Linked DNA regions of Homo sapiens: region 2 is linked to region 1. Evidence: read pairs that join two places in POLR2A ChIA-PET (ENCODE). Cell type or tissue: OCI-LY7. All regions are shown on one strand. Links, peaks and the distances in the headings refer to the core of each region. The heading gives the core; the rest is flanking DNA.

Region 1 (8,332 bases), core at 177-8,176:
CACACCTGTTAATCCCAGTACTTGGGGAGGCTGAGGCAGGCAGATCACCTGAGTTCAGGAGATCGAGACCAGCCCGACCAACATGGTGAAACCCTGTCTCCACCAAAAATACAAAATTAGCCAGGCATGGTGGCGCATGCCTGTAATCCCAGCTACTTGGGAGGCTGAGGCAGGAGAATCACTTAAACCTGGGAGGCGGAGGTTGCAGTGAGCCGAGATTGCGCCATTACACTCCAGCCTCGGCAACAAGAGTGAAACTCCATCTCCAAAAAAAAAAAAAAAAAAAAGTATTTGCTTCACTTCACATGGTAGCTGTCAAGATGAAATGAAATAGTATATATAAAATGTTTTGCACAGTGCCTGACACATAGTAAAGAATAAATGTTAGCTATTTTAACCATCATTGTCATTATCTTCATCATTATAAGGGAAATATGAAAAAAGGAAACAAACTCATATCTCTAGCCTAGACCTCTCCCCTAACTGCAGACTTGAATAGCCAGTAGCTTCCTTGACATTTCCATTTGTTTGTCAAATAGACTCTCAAATTTGGCAATTCCAAAAACAAACCTTTGCGTCACCCAAAACCAGCTCCTTCTGTAGTCTTCCCACCTTTGTTAATAGCAACTTCATTCTTCCATTAGTTCAGGTCAAAAACTTTGGAGACACCCTTGACTCCTCCCTTTCCCTCATAACCTATATTTAATTCAATGGCAAATTGAGACAGGTCCACTTTCAAACACATCCATTTCCCAAATATATCACTTCTCATCATTTCCAAAACTACTTCTCTGAGCTAGGCATGGTGACTCATGCCTGTAACCCTAGCACTTTAGGAGGCCGTGGCAGGAGGATCACTTGATGCCAGGAGTTTGAGACCAAACCTACCTCTCCGGTTCAGCCACCATCATATATTGCCTAAAGTGTTGCAGCCTCCAAGCTGGCTTCCTTGCCTCAGCACAGCCCCTCTATGTCTATTTTCAACCAGCAGGCAAAGCTATCCTTTTAGTGTTGCATTTAGGGCATTAGCTTCTGAGAACAAATTCTAGTTTCTAATTCCCTACAAATGTTTTTATCTTCATTATTGAAGATTTTTTTTTTTTTTTTTTTAGATGGAGTCTCTCTGTCACCCAGGCTGGAGTGCAGTGGTGTGATCTTGGCTCACTGCAACCTCCATCCCCCTGGATTCAAGCGATTCTCCTGCCTCAGGCTCCTGATTAGCTGGGATTACAGGTGTCTGCCACACTGCCCGGCTAATTTTTGTATTTTTAGTGGAGACAGGGGTTCACCATGTTGGCCAGGGTGGTCTCGAACTCCTGACCTCAGGTGATCCACCTGCCTTGGCCTCCCAAAGTGTTGGGATTACAGGCGTGAGCCACTGTGCCCGGCCTCATTATTGAAGAATTTTTCCTGGGTAAAGAATTCAAGTTTTGACCTTATTTAATCACTTTGAAGATACAATCCATTGTCTTCTGACTTGTTACGTCTGCTGAGAAGTCAGCTAACTGCCTTGTTGTCCCTCTGAGGGTGATCTGTCTTTTTTCTCTGCTTTAGGAATTTCTCTTTGTTTTTGACTTTTAGCAGTTTTATTTATAATATGCCTATAGTTTTTTTTTTCCTGTTTATATTGCTTGTGATTCATGGGGTTTTTGAATCTGTGGTTTGATGCCTTTCATTTGCCTTGGATAATTCTCAGTTATTATTTCTCCTTTCATTTGCCTTGGATAAATCTCAGTTATTATTTCTCCATTTATATACTTTAGCATATTAAACAGAATTAATGTGTGTAACCAATAACTATCTGGATCCTTGTGTTTATTTCTGTTGCCTATTTTTTCTCTTGATTTTTGATTATGTTTCATTTTCTCATATTTTTGGTTGTCAGGCATTGTATATGAAAAATTTTAGAGATCATTTGAAGCTTAAGATAATGTTATTTTCCATTTGTAGGAGGTGTCTAGGGGTGTTAGGAACCCCACATCACCTTAATCCAAGCAGAGATTGAGATGAGTTGAGATGACTTGAAGCTGGGCTTTAGATCCTGTTATGACTGGTTCATTCTTAGTCCATTGGTGTATCCCTTTGGAGTTTCAACTAAAAGCTTGGTGAATCTACCAGACCCTCCAGCCTGGATTTTTTTTTTTTTTTGGGTAATACTCCCAAAAGTATGGGGGTGTGCCAGGATCTCCCTTGGTGTGCCCTGAGCTTTAACTTTCATCCCATTAGATCCATGAGTCTTTTAAAAGTTCCACTCAACTTCTCAGCCTTTGATCCTTTTATTTCAGAATTGGCAGATACCCTTTGGGGAAAAGAGGTCCCAAGGGCTGTGTTCATCCCTCTGACCGACCTTCCTTCCTTCCTTCCTTCCCTTTCCTCCCTCTCTTCCTCCCTCCCTCCCTCCCTCCCTCCTTTCTTTCTCTCTCTCTCTTTCTCTCTTTCTTTCTTCTTTCTTTCTTTCATCTTGAGGCACAGTTTCACTCTTGTTGCCCAGGCTAGAGTGCAATGGTGCGATCTCGGCTCACTGCAACCTCCACCTCCCGGGTGCAAGCCATTCTCCTGCTTCAGCCTCCCGAGTAGCTAGGACTACAGGCATGCACCACTGCGCCCGGCTAATTTTGTATTTTTAGTACAGACAGGGTTTCTCCATGTTAGTCAGGCTGGTTTCGAACTCCTGAACTCAGGAGATCCACCCGCCTCGGCCTCCCAATGTGCTGGGATTACAGGTATGAGCTACTGGGCCCAGCTCATCCCTCTGACTTTTCTTTTCCCAGGTCTTGGTCCCAAAGTTCCTCACTGCCTTTTAGTGTCATAATGCCTTTAAACGAAAATATGTTAATATTTTGTCCAACTTACCTTGTCCTCACCAGTAGAATTGTTCTGAATTCCGTGCTCTGCCATGACTAGAAGGGAGTCGGGCTTTTAAAAATCCAGAGGGAAACTTTTAGCATATCAGATAATTTTTCTCCTCTATTCAAACCCTCTCATGGCTCCCATCTCACTCAGGCTAAAAGACACATCCTAACAAAGGCTACAAGACCTGATACTATCTTGCTGCACATCTCTGACCGCATCTTTGCCACTCTCCTCCCTCATTCGTCTCTTCTAGCCAGCCTGGCCTCATTGCTTTATCTAGCGCTGGCAACGTTCACTCCTGCACTGGGCCCCATGCTCTTCTTTCTGCCTGGACCTTGGCCATCCTGCCCTTAGAACAGTGCTTGGCGTGCAGGGGAGTGCTCAATGAATGTGATGGATAAGTGAAAGATCTTTGCAGGCTGCGGACAATTCCCTTCCCTCCTGGGTGGGTCCTGGGTCCAAGCTAGGCGGAAGTGATTCTTTGCTGCTCGACCAGCCTCTTTCCCTTCCTCATGAAGCAGTTTCCCTTGGAGACCTTCCCATAACACACAGTGGTGTGCAGATGAAATAAAGTGTGTGAAAGCGCTTTGTAAGCAGGAAGCCACACGAGGGTCCTGGCTATTCAAGACCGGGGCCATCCTGGGGCTCAGCTTCTGGGGTCAGGGCTTTGGGTCTAGAAAGATAATGGGAAAATCTACTTCGGGGACTCCACTCTGAGCCCTGTCCTCCTACCACTTCCCCCATATTTCCTCCCTCCCGTCCGAAGGAGAATTCCCCATGGCGTGTGCCTCCAACGAAGAGAAGAGGGCAGTGAGTGATTCATGGGGAAATCTGTAGGGCTGCTCGGGGCTTATGACTCACAGCTTCTCCTCCAATAGGAAGATTCAACATCTATGCTGAGTCTCCTGGAAATCTCTTTCGTCAAGGCCTCTAGTGACCGCTGGGGATTCTTCTCGGGACTCCCGCAGAGCTCTCAACAGCCACCTTCCTGGCACTTGTCACTGCGTAGTTGTGTGTCTCCTGCCCAATAAATACATACGGAAAGGAAGAAGGAAGACAGGCAAGGATGGAGGGAGGCAGGGGAGAGGGTCTTGGCCTCCCTCACCTGACTGTGAGCCACCTGAGGGCAAGATTGTGCCTTTTTCATTTCTGTGTCCCCAGCCCCCACTGCAGGGCTAGGCACATTGTTGAGGAAGTGAATGATTGAATACATGAAGGAACACTTTGTGGGCGAGGGACCTCCTTCTAGGATATGACCAGCCTGGAAGAGCCTCAAGGCAGTGGCAGCGTTTGGGGTCCTGCTGTGGGTGTTGCTAGGGAGGCTTTGGAAGACAGTTCTGGTGGAGACACATGCTCTAGCTCCCGCCCACAGTTCAGTCAGGGAACCAACCATACTGAGCTATTAGTAGTGCCGGGCCCTGCATGGGACGCTGGGTGCACAGGGATGGGAGAGACACGGTTTCTGACCTCAGGCTCTCCTGGCAAGTGGTGGAGACTGATGCATTGGCCCATGATTTTGCCACAGTGATCTGGGGGCTGTAGGTGAGGTGCGGGCAGAGCAAGGGGGTGGAGAAATGCAGGGAAGAGTGGGCAGAGGAGAGAACAATACAGGAAGGCTTCCTGGAAGAGGTGACCCTTGAGCCCTAGAAGGCTGAGCACGTGGCACAGGAAGGACTCCCATCTCAAGTGTCGAGGGATGACCTGATGCCAATTTATTGCTGTTCCATAGATTTTATAAGAGGAATAAAGGCCTCAGGACTTGTTCCAGGCCCAACCTTCTTCCCTAGAACTGAATTCCCAAGAGCCCTCATGAGGGTCCCTGCCCTTATGCTGCTATTTTACGCAAAAAGGATCAGAGCCCCGTGTCCCCTGCGGTGGGTGTTTCAGAGTGTGGGCACCGGGCTGCTCTGAAGCCAAGGAAATGACCAGCCGGGAAGAAGGACTGGAAAGCACTAGCCTGTCCGCTGGCCCCAGCTTCCCTCAATGTCATCATCGGATGAGCAGTTTAGGCTGTTCTCCCTTCACCATGAGCCAGAGGAAGGGTCTGTTGTAGGTTTCACTGGCCACTCTCCTTCGTCGTGTCCTCATCATCATCAATGACTTAAGACTTTCTGAGCCATAGCCAAAGACTTCAGGCAGCAGCTTTGTGTTCTAGCCCCAAGTGTAGCATTTCCTTGCTGTGTGACTCTCAGCAAGTTACATCACCTCTCTGGGCTTCAGATTCCTACTTATCTGCTTTATTTTTTGAGACAGGTCTCACCCAGTATTTGCTTTACATATGTGACTGATTTAGTACATCCATCTAGCCTGCTTGGTGGGCTTATTATTATTGCCACGTTTAGCAAACCATTGATAGAGTTTGGATGTTTTGTCCCCTCCAAATCTCACCTTGAAATGTGACCTCCAGTATTGGAGGTGGGGACTAGTGGGAGGTGTTTGGGCCATGGGGGTGGGTTCGTCCCTCATGAATGGCTTGGTGCTGTCCTCGGGGTAATGAGTGAGTTCTTTTTTTTTTTTTTGAGACAGAGTCTCGCTCTGTCACCCAGGCTGGACAGTGCAATGGCTTGATCTCGGCTCACTGCAAACTCCGCCTACTGGGTTCAAGTGATTCTCCTGCCCCAGCCTCCTGAGTAGCTGGGATTACAGGCACCCACCACCACATCGGGCTAATTTTTGTATTTTTAGTAGAGACAGGGTTTCACCATGTTGGCCAAGCTGGTCTTGAACTCCTAACCTCAAGTGATCCGCCTGCCTCGGCCTCCCAAAGTGCTGGGATTACAGGCATGAGCCACTGTGCCCAGCCAAGTGAGTTCTGACTACGAGTTCACGTGTGATCTGGCTGTTTATTTATTTATTTATATATTTTTTAAGATGGAGTCTCACTCTATTGCCCAGGCTGGAGTGCAGTGGCATGATCTCGGCTCACTGCAATCTCTGCCTCCTGGGTTCTAGCAATTCTCCTGCCTCAGCCTCTCCAGTAGCTGGGATTATAGGCAACTGCCACCATGCCAGGCTAATTTTTGTATATTTAGTACCGACGGGATTTCACCATGTTGGCCAGGCTGGTCTTGAACTCCTGACCCCAAGTGATCTGCCTGCCTTGGCCTCCTTAAGTGCTGGGATTATAGGTATGAGCCACTGCACCTGCCGAGATCTGGCTATTTAAAAGAGCCTGGCCCTTCCTCCCTCTCCCTCTTGTACCCTCTCACCATTTGATACACAGGCTCCTTCCTTTAGCTTCCACCATGACTAGAAGCTTCCAGAGGACTCACCAGAAGCTGAGCAGATGCTGGCACCATGCTGCCTGTACAGCCTGCAGAGCTGTGGGCCAAATAAACCTCTTTTCTTTATAAATTACCCAGTCTTGGGTATCCCTTTATAGCAATGCAAAACAAACTAATACACCATGTCACCTGGAGGGAGTAGCTGAGGCCTGGAGAAGGAGAGGACTTACCCACAGCTCAGGTTTAACACAGTGTGTGGTCCAAGACCTAAGCCTGGCAGGGCCTTCCACTGTACCAGGCAAGACAAGGGTGAATCCCACCCTCACTCAGGGGCCTAACATCCCCTTTAAGGTTGGGGAAAGTAGGAAGTACCAAGGATGGCACTAAATGAGAAGCTCCCCCAAGGACTCCTAGAATAAAGGTTCATGTGTCCTGTGTCCTCAGCACTTGATAGACCACTTACAGACCATTGTGACAGACCATTGTGATGCTGACTATGTAGAGATTCACAGACCACTGTGACACTGACTATGTAGAGCAGAAAGGCTGGTTGTTCCCCAGGCTCTAGTCTTCCTTAGTAATAGGCTTTTGGCCAGGTATATGTCCACATTCCCCAGCCTCTCTTACAGCCAGACATAGCTGTTTGAATGTCAAACCTAATGTGTGTGCAACTTCCAGGGAGTGTCCTTAAAGAGAGGGCTGATACATTTCTTCCCTGTTTTGTCCTTCCTGTGGTCTGGAATACAGAGTGATGGCTGGAGCTGAGGCAGCCATTTTTAGCCATGAAGTGATGTCGGGAATGACGGCAGAGCAGAAAGACAGAGGGAGTCTCCTTCCCTTAGGACTGTTGAGGGGCAATTCTCCATGGCATTCTTATACCTCTTGTGACACCTTTTGCGTGGAACCATCTTTTCAGGATGTTTATATGACAAATAGCCTGGGGGAGCAGGAATAGTGTCTCACTCTGGAGCAGAGGACAGATTTATTTCCTGACCAGGATTATAAAGATAATGCCTTTCTCCAGGTTGAATGTTGACCGGGTTCGTTAGCAGCCTCTTATGCTTATAAGATTAGGAGTTTCCTAAGCTCAGTATATCTCAGCTCTGACATGAGCCCTGTGTGCACAGGATCCACCTGGGCCTCCTGCTCCAGCCCCATGGAACTTAGGAGGCAAGTAAACCAGAGCAAAGATAAAGCTTGAGCTGCCTACTGTGTTGTGAGTAATAAAGTCCTTTGTCTCTGACCTAAGAGTCCTGAGTCTTCTGCTGGCATCTGTGCAATTGTGGTAAGCTCGTTGTTAGTTTGCAAGTAGGAGAAAAGAAATCTCAGACCCTTCATATGTCTGACAAGGACTTCATGGAGCAGAGCACTATCATTAGCTCTGGTGCACTTTTTAAAGTTTTCCTTTTTCTAACTTCATTGAGATAATATTTATTTTAATAACTATATCTCACTTAAGCTTACAATTTAATATATTCTGACAGATTTATACAGTTTTGTATATTTTTAAATTTCAACAATTGTTTGCAGACTGTATTATACCTACCAATACATTCAAGATATGGAACATATCCGTGGTCAAAAATTCCTTTGTGCTCCTTCCCAATCAGTCCGTAACCTCCCCACCTTAGCCAACTAGCATTATGCTTTCTGTCACTGTAGACTAAAGTTGTGATTTCTAGAGTTTTCTATAAGTGGAATTATATAGTATTCCTTTATTGTGTCTATTTCAATTAGCATGCTTTTTGAGATTAATCCATGTTTTCGTGTGCATCATTGGCTCTTTTTAAAAAAATTTTTTCAATGGACTCCATTTCTTAGAGCAGTTTTAGGCTCATGGCAAAATTGAGCAGAAGGTACAGAGATTTCGCATATACTCCCGTCCTCACATACACATAGACTTCTCCACTGTCAACATTCCCCACCAGAGCGAGTGGTGCATTTGTTACAGTCTGTTAACGACACTGACACATCAGTATCACCCAAAGTCCATAGTTTACATTAGGATTCGCCCTTGGTATTGGACATTCTGTGGGTTTGGACAAATGTCTAGTGATAGGTATCCCCAATTGTAGTATCGTACAGAGGAGTTTCACTGCCTTCAAAATCCTCTATACTCTGCGTATTCAGCCCTCCCTCCCCATAACTCCTGGCAACCACTGATCTTTTCACTGTCTCCGTAGTTTTGCCTTTTTCAGAATGTCATATGGTATGTAGCCTTTTCAGATCAATGTGTTTCACTTAGTAATATGCAT
Region 2 (8,332 bases), core at 218-8,217, 470 kb before region 1:
GAACTCAAGGAGCCGGCAGGGACTGCCCTTGCCTGGCTGGGGCGAGGCTTTCCTGCGTGGATGCTGAGTCAGGGAGCGAGGACTCAGGCCGGGACAGGGTCAGAAGTATCCTAAAGTAACAACACCCCGTGTTTACATGGCGACCCCCACCCCAATTATATCGGTGATATTTGTTCTGTGTTCAGTTGCTAATTGTATAAACGACGCATTCAGGGTAAGAAAACTCAACCGGCTCAGAGAAAAGCAAAACAAAGGAGAAGTGTGGGGCGCCTCCGAGGTGGCAAAGCCAGCGGAGATGAGGGTGGCGCAGGCATGAGCTCTCCATGCCTAGGGCGCCAGGGAGGCACCTAGGGGACTCATTTTATTTTTAGTATTTTTTAAAATCGAACAAGAACACGCCGCAGTTAAAAAAAATGGAGATAAACAGCGATATTAAAAGGAAAAAATGGGGGAAGGAAGGTAGGTTTATTTAAAAAAGAAAGGGAAAAAAATTAGCTTGGTGGTTCCCGGCAAAGGCGAGCCGGGGCTGGGGGTCCCCAGCACGAGGCCACCGCCTCCCACCCGGCCCCCGCCGCACTGGCTCCGCCGTCCCTTCGTTTCCTTGGGTCATTCCCAGCCCGCAGGCACAGGTTCGGCCAAATCAGAATAGCTCCCGTCCTTTCATTTTGTTTAGATTTCACCTTAAGTCGACGCCACGGTGTGTATCTAAATACCTGTATTTTTAAAGGACGCGCGGAAGCCGCAGGTTTCACCGCTGACTCGGAAACATCACGCGGTCCCGCGCGGGAGTAGCACCGTCTTCCCCGCAGCGCCCGCCCCTCGCATCCTCCGGGAAGCATTCCGAGCTCAGGCCCAGCGCTTCTACGCCGCAGGCAACAGCCTTGTGGCCTCTAAGCCTTGCCGACTCCCCTACCAGGCTGAGCTCCTGGAGAAAGGGGCCTGTGGCCTGCCTTTAATTTATCACTCACAGAGTTTATCGCGTGCCAGGCACTGTTCTGAGCTCTTTACAAGTGAACCCATTGAATCCCTTTTTATACCTCTGGGTTATCGTGAGGAAACAGATGAAGGATTCATTTTAAACCCAGAAAGAAGGAGTACGTTGCCCAGGGTCACACAGCTGGTCAGTGTCAGAGCTTGGTTTCAAGCCCAGGCAGGCTGGTTCCAGAGCCCCAGTATGTAGCGTGGTCCCATCCCAGTTCAGGACTGGCAAAGAGTAGGCGCCAGGAAATGTTTGTCCATTAAAGAGTACAGACATGATATTAGCTAACAATTCCTGGATGATTTCTATGTGCCAGGCACAACAAATTACCAGAGAAGCACACTTATTATTCCCTTTGAGTCTGAGAGGAATCTCAGACGGGATGGTGGCAGCTGGGACTCCAGGGATGCAGCCCGGCCCTCTTGCTGCGACTCAGAGGAGAGCTCACCCCAGTGGTGAGCAGTGAAGAGACCCGAGGGCGAGACCCTCAGATCACCATGGGCTCCTCACCCTGCTGCAGCCCACAGCTGCGTGGAATAACAGTATGGATTATTGCCTAACATCTGTTGGTGCTTACTTTGTGCCAGGCCCAGGGCTAAATGCTTACCCTGCAAATCTCATTCTGTCATTTTCCAAGGAGGAAATTGAAACCCGGAGAAGTTAAAAACATCACCTACCTAAGGCCACTCCAGTAGTGTGGAGTGGGGAAGCTGGTGCTGGGATCCAGATGGTTCCAGAGAGCCCTAGCTCTTCAACCCACTCTCAGCAGCTCCCAAGCCTGCCCAAAGAGACAAACTGCCTGGAGGCCGGGACAAACCCAAACCCCTGCCTGCCCCAGCTGCCTTGAACTGGACTCCCCAGGGACAGGGCCTTCAAAACTGCATTGGTGTCCAGATGATTCTCATCATTTGGCAGGTTGGAGAACCGCAACCGCCACCAGCAGAGGCCCCAGACTGCACGGGCTCCAGTTCTTGAGGGCCTGCAAGAAACTGGAGTCAGATTTCCCCTCTCCAGGCCCTGCTCTTCTATCTCAGGGTCTCTGTGTGTTTGCTGTGATCCAATGGCTGAGGCACAAGCCAGGCAGCCCTGGGGACCCCGGGCAGGAAAGTGGAATGGTGGAGGCTGGGAGAGGGACTCTGGGACATGCCCGTCTCAGTCTGGACCCCAAAGCCATCCCTGTGGCTTGTGAAGCTCAGGTCCTGCCAGTGCTGCTTTGGAGAGAAGAGCAATTTGGGGGGAATATTCCGAGACAGTCCATTTCTTCTACCCAGATCCTAAACTCCACACCGGAGTCCTGCAGGAAGCAGACTAGGAGCAAACCAGCCTCCGTGGGGGCTTATAGTATGCCAGGCTCTCTGCGTGAGCTCACTGAAGCTTTGAAATCTGCTGTTCATTGTGGAGTCCATTTTACAGATGAAGAAAGTGAGCCTTAAAAGGGTTTTGTCAGGGCCGGGCGGGGTGGCTTACGCCGGTAATCCCAGCATTTCAGGAGGCAGAGGTAGGTGGATCACAACATCAGGAGATCGAGACCATCCTGGCTAACACGGTGAAACCCCATCTCTACTAAAAATACAAAAAATTAGCCGGGCGTGGTGGCGGGCGCAGTGGCAGGTGCCTGTAGTCCCAGCTACTCAGGAGGCTGAGGCAGGAGAATGGTGTGAACCCGGGAGGCGGAGCTTGCAGTGAGCCAAGATCATGCCACTGCACTCCAGCCTGGGCGACAGAGCAACACTCCGTCTCAAAAAAAAAAAAGGTTTTGTCGGGCCAGGCACAGTGGCTCATGCGTATAATTCCAGCACTTTTGGGGGCTGAGGCGAAGGATTGCTTGAGCCCAGGAGTTCAAGACCAGCTTGGGCAACACAGGGAGACCTTGTCTCTACAAAAAAAATCAAAAAATTAGCTGGGCATGGTGGTGCACGCCTGTGGTCCCAGCTACTCAGGAGGCTGAGGCAGGAGGATCGCTTGGGCCCAGGAGGTCGTGGCTGCAATGAGCTATGAGTGTTCTGCCGCACTCCAGCTGCACTCCAATCTGAGCAACAGAGTAAGACTTTGCCTCCAAAAAAAAAAAAATTTTTGTCACTTTCCCTATTCCTGCAGTTAGAAAGTAGCCAAGCCAAGTTCCATGACCAAATGCCCTTCTTTCCAGTATACCCTAAACTATCCTCACCTATCTTGAACTCCAGCTCAGCAGACGTCTTGAAATGGACTCATATTAGCCTCACAGCACTCACCTCACCCCCTGCCCCTGACTGGTTTTCTCTGCCTTCAGCTTTTCAGGTGAGATCTTTAAAATAAGTGGCTATAGGCTGAAAGTGCCTCCTGCAATTAACCAGTTTACCCAGGCCCTGGACCGCCAAACAGCTACTCAGCTGCTTAAACTGGCTCATAAGTACAGACCAGAGACAAAGCAAGTGAAGAAGCAGAGGCTTTTGTCCCAGGCCAAGAAGAAAGCTGCTGGCAAAGGGGACAGCCCCACTAAGAGACCATCTGTCCTTTGAGCAGGAGTTAACACCATCACCACTTTGGTAGAGAACAAGAAAGCTCAGCTGGTGGTGATTGCACACAACGTGGATCCCATCAAGCTGGTTGTCTCCCTGCCTGCACTGTGTCATAAAAGGGGGGTCCCTTACTGCATTATCAAGGGGAAGGCAAGACTGGGGCGTGTAGTCAGTCCACAGGAAGACCTGCACCACTGCCGCCTTCACACAGGTTAACTCAGAAGACAAAAGAGCTTTGGCTAAGCTGGTGGAAGCTATCAGGACCAATTACAACGACAAATATGATGAGATCCACCGTCACTGGGGAGGCAGTGTCCTGGGTCCCAAGTCTGTGGTTCACATCGCCAAGCTTGAAAAGGCAAAGGCTAAAGAACTTGCCACCAAACTGGGTTAAATGTACACTGTTAAGTTTTCTGTATATAAAAATAATTAAAACAATACAAATTTTCCTTCAAAAAATAAAATAAGTGGCTATATATGGAAAGGAGTCTGCATTTTCAATTAATGCAACCATTCATTATTCATTATTGTCCTTCTGTGGCCCTTCATAAATTCCCATGCAATCTCAGCAATAGGAAACATGTATTGCTAACAATGTTAGCTTAGCTTTCTCCTTACAAAAAATTGTTTTAGGGATGGGGTCTTGCTCTATTGTCCAGGTTGGGCTTCAACTACTAGACTCAAGCAATCCTCCCACCTCAGCCTCACAAATAGCTGGGACTACAGGTGCTCCGTCATGTGTAGCCTCTTCCTACAAATTAAAAAGAATAGCTTCCCCTTCCCCCAACTCCAGGCAAATTTGATGCTTAATTATCACCATATTTGTTCTCTCTGGTGCCTATTTTCACATCTTTCCATGATCCAGATTTCCTAACCACCTAGTGTAAACTCTTCAAAAGCCTTTCAAAAAGATTTGAGGCTTAAACAGTGTAAATAAATAGATGATGGTTTGAAATATCCCTAAATGTTTTCCAGATTCAGTGCACTCTCAATCAAAGTGCTAAGAGTGCATTTGTGTATTCTGTAACGTCACAGCTGAATGGAAATTTCACATGGAAGTGTAGAGATCTAAGAATAGCCAAGAAATTCTTTTTTTTTTTTTTTTTTTTTTTTTTTTTTGATGACAGGGTATCACTCTGTCACCCAGGCTGGAGTGCAGTGGTGCAATTATGGCTTACTGTGTCCTCGACTTCCTGGGCTCAAGCTATCTTCCCACCTAAGCCTCCTGAGTAACTGCCACCACAGACGCACACCACCATGCCCAGCTTATGTGTGTGTGTGTGTGTGTGTGTGTGTGTGTGTGTGTGTAGAGGTGGGTTTTCCCTATGTTGCCAGATTGGTCTTGAACTCCCGGGCTCAAGCAATCCTCCCACCTCAGCCCCCCAAACTATTGTGATTTCTGGTGTGAGCCACCGTGCCTAGAGTCCAGTCACACAGGCTGGAGTGCAGTGTCATGATCTTGGCTCACTGCAGCCTCAACCTCCTAGGCTCAGGTGATTCTCCCACCTCAGCCTCCCAAGTAGCTGGGACTACAGCTGCATACCACCATGCCTGGCTAATTTTTTGCATTTTTAGTAGAGATGAGGTTTCAGCATGTTTCCCAGGCCGGTCTCAAACTACTGGACTCAAGCAATCCATCTGCCTCAGTCTCCCAAAGTGCTGGGATTATAGGCATGTGCCACTGCACCCAGCCCCAAGACATTCTTAAATAAAGAAATAAGGAAAATGAGGTGGGGGGTTCTTTCCTATCAGTTAGCAAGGCTTGTAAAGCTATGGTAGTTAACACTGTGATACTGACACAAGGGCAGAAACATAGATCAATGAGAGAGAACAGAGTGCCTAGAATCAGAAGTATACATATACAATCCATGAAAGGGTTAGTTTTGTTTTGGGGGAAGTGAGATTTGGTTTTTTAATTAAAAGAAGTTTTTTTGAGACAGCGTCTTGCTCTGTCACCCAGGCTGGAGTGCAATGGCACGATCGCAGCTCACTGCAGTCTTTACCTACCAGACTCAATTGATCCTCCTGCCTCAGCCTCCCAAGTAGCTAGGACTACAGGCGCGCCACCACGCCCAGCTAGTTTTGTTGTTGTTGTTGCTTATTGTTATTGTTGTTGTTTGCAGAGACAGGGTTTTACCACATTGCCCAGGCTGGTCTTGAACTCCTGGGCTCAAAGGATCCTCCCACCTTGGCCTCCCAAAGTTCTGGGATTACAGGCATGAGCCACCACACCTGGCCCAGAGGTATTTTTGAAGTTCAGTGGGGAAAGGGTGAACTTTTCTATAAGTGGTTCTCCATAAGATTTAGAAAAAAAAGAGAGAGAGAGAACATCATTCACAAAATCAGATCAAGGTTAATTAAAGGCCCACCTATGAAAAGCAAAACTATGTAACACTTAAAAGACAACATAGAAAAATATTTTATGACCTTATGTTAGGAAAAGATTACTGAAACATGACTCCAAAAAGCACAAACCTTAAAGGAACAGCTGGACTACATTAAAATTAAAAATCTACGCTTAAGCCCAGGAGTTAAACCCATACTCCCCAAGACACCACACATAGAGTGAAAAGGCAAGTCAAGCCACAAAATAGAAGATATTTGCAATATATATAGCCAACAAAGCATTAGTACCAGAATATATCGTGAAATCCTAACACTTCCTGGCCACTGCACTCCAGCCTCTCTGACTTCCTTACTGTTATTCCGACAAGCCTGGCAATTCCTGCCTCAGAGTCTTTGCACTGGCTGTTCCCTTTGCTTGGACTGTCCTTCCCCCAGAATGTCTGCCTGGTGAATTCTTCATCTGCTTCCAGTCTTTACCTAAATGTCACCTTATCATGAGCCCCTTTCTGAGTACCCTATTTTAATTTGCACTCCTATGCACATACTCCTGGTAGCCCTACCTTGCTCTGATGTGTTTTTTTTCCATTAGACTTTATCATATCTAACATATTCTTTTGTTGAATGATGTATATCCCAAGCACCAGAAAGAGGGCCTGGCACTTGTAGGAGCTTAGAAAAAAATGATGCTGAATAAACAAATGAAGACAAATTACCGAAAGGGGGAAAATGGGCAGGAGAAATGAACAGGGATTTCAAGGAAAAGGAAGTACAAATGGCCCCAAAATATATAAAAAAATATACTCTGTTTATTACTTAGAAAAACAAAAAGTCATGATGAGACAATACACTTCATATAACAGATTGGCAAAAATTAGAATTGGGATAGAGTAGGCATCAGTGGGAATTCTTCTGGTAGGGGTGTAACTGAGGACAAAGACTTTAGAAGCCAGTTTGGCACAACTTAGTAAATTTGAATACGAGCCTACCCAAGATCCAGCAATTCCTCTTCTAGGAATATACACCAGGGATAGTCTTGTATATGGGTACCTAGAGACATAAGTAATGAAGTTCAAAACAGCCTTGAGTGTAAGGGTATGTCCTTGAAACCACCAAATTGCCTATCAACAGTTGGACAGAGTTATAATTAAGTTGTAGAAAATTCACAGAGTGGAATATTATACAGCAGTGAAAATGAAAGTGCCACAGCCACACTCAACAACATGAATCAATCTCAAAGATGAATCAATGCTCTAAGGTGAGCAAAAGAAGCAAGTCACTGAAGAATATAAACAATGTGATTTATTTTACATAATAGTCAAAATAGGCAAAACAAAATGATGTTTTAGTTAGGGATGTGCACCTGGATTTCAAAACTATAAAGAAAAACGAGGGAATGATTAACTCAAAATTCAGATAGTGGTTGCCTCTGGGGGAGAGAAAGAAAATGCAATGGGAAGGAGATTTCAATAGGAGCTGTGGGGCACGTTATTGTCTATGTCTTGGTCTGGGTGATGGGTACTCGTTCATTTTATTATTCTTTAAGCTATATATGTACATGCTCTTTATTTTTATTTTACTATTTAACTTTTAATTGAGGTAAAACTTACAGTAAAGTGCATAAGTCTTAAGTGTTCAGCTCCACCTAATTTTACAAACTATAATACTCTTTTGTTTATGTATGTAGCATACTGTATTTTACAATTTTTTTTGAGATGGAGTTTCGCTTTTGCTGCCCAGGCTGGAGTGCAATGGCATTATCTCAGCTCATCGCAACCTCCACCTCCTGGGTTCAAATTATTCTCCTGCCTCAACCTCCCGAGTAGCTGGGATTACAGGTATGCGCCACCACACCCGGCTAATTTCTGTATTTTTAGTAGAGACGGGGTTTCTCCATATTGGTAAGGCTGGTTTCAAACTCCTGGCCTCAGGTGATTCGCCCGCCTCCGCCTCCCAAAGTGCTGGGATTACAGGCATGAGCCACCATGCCTGGCCGTATTTCACAATTTTAACATGCACTTCCAAAATTAATCATGGACTTTCACTACTTCACTTAGAATCAGAAGGCTCCACTTAAGATATATACATGCACGCATACATACATATATATATATGTACACACACACACACACACACACACACATATATATAAACATTTTAAACAAGGTCTTGCTGCCACCCAGGCTGGAATGCAGTGGTGCAATCATAGCTCACTGCAGCTTCAAACTCGTGGGCACAAGCAATCCTATGTCAGCCTCCTGAGTAGCTACTACTACAGGTGCTTACCACCACACCAGCTAATTTTTAAATTTTTGTAGAGATGAGATCTCGCTTTGTTGCCCAGGCTGGTCTAGAACTCCTGAGCCCAAGCGATCTGCCCGCCTCGGCCTCCCAAAGTGCTGGGAGTACAGGAATGAGCAGCAATATAACATTGTCAGAAAAAATTATGACCCTTGTGCCTAAACAACTCATAATTCATTTTTCTCCCTTTCAAAAGTTAGTACAGAAACGC

Evidence for each region. Peaks named below come from ENCODE experiments on the same cell type or tissue, not always from the same donor. Only the 100,000 strongest peaks of a DNase experiment are listed, where the experiment ranks them.
Region 2: POLR2A ChIA-PET joins it to region 1 with 16 read pairs; 4 of 35 experiments call an interaction of 5 or more read pairs at or near these places.

What each region holds. Positions count from the first base shown.
Region 1 is chr5:172,753,675-172,762,006 of GRCh38, reverse strand. It overlaps LOC101928093 (a long non-coding RNA gene), which reads right to left and starts at 6,504. Exons shown (of 4, transcript NR_161233.1): 1 at 6,308-6,504; 2 at 3,715-3,873; 3 at 2,854-2,916. In OCI-LY7, for the core only: no CTCF peak of the experiment used is centred there; no DNase peak of the experiment used is centred there.
Region 2 is chr5:173,221,375-173,229,706 of GRCh38, reverse strand. It overlaps the pseudogene RPL7AP33. Among named protein-coding and RNA genes, the nearest start is that of NKX2-5, 9.7 kb to the left of the region's middle. RefSeq lists an enhancer at 1-521. In OCI-LY7, for the core only: no CTCF peak of the experiment used is centred there; no DNase peak of the experiment used is centred there.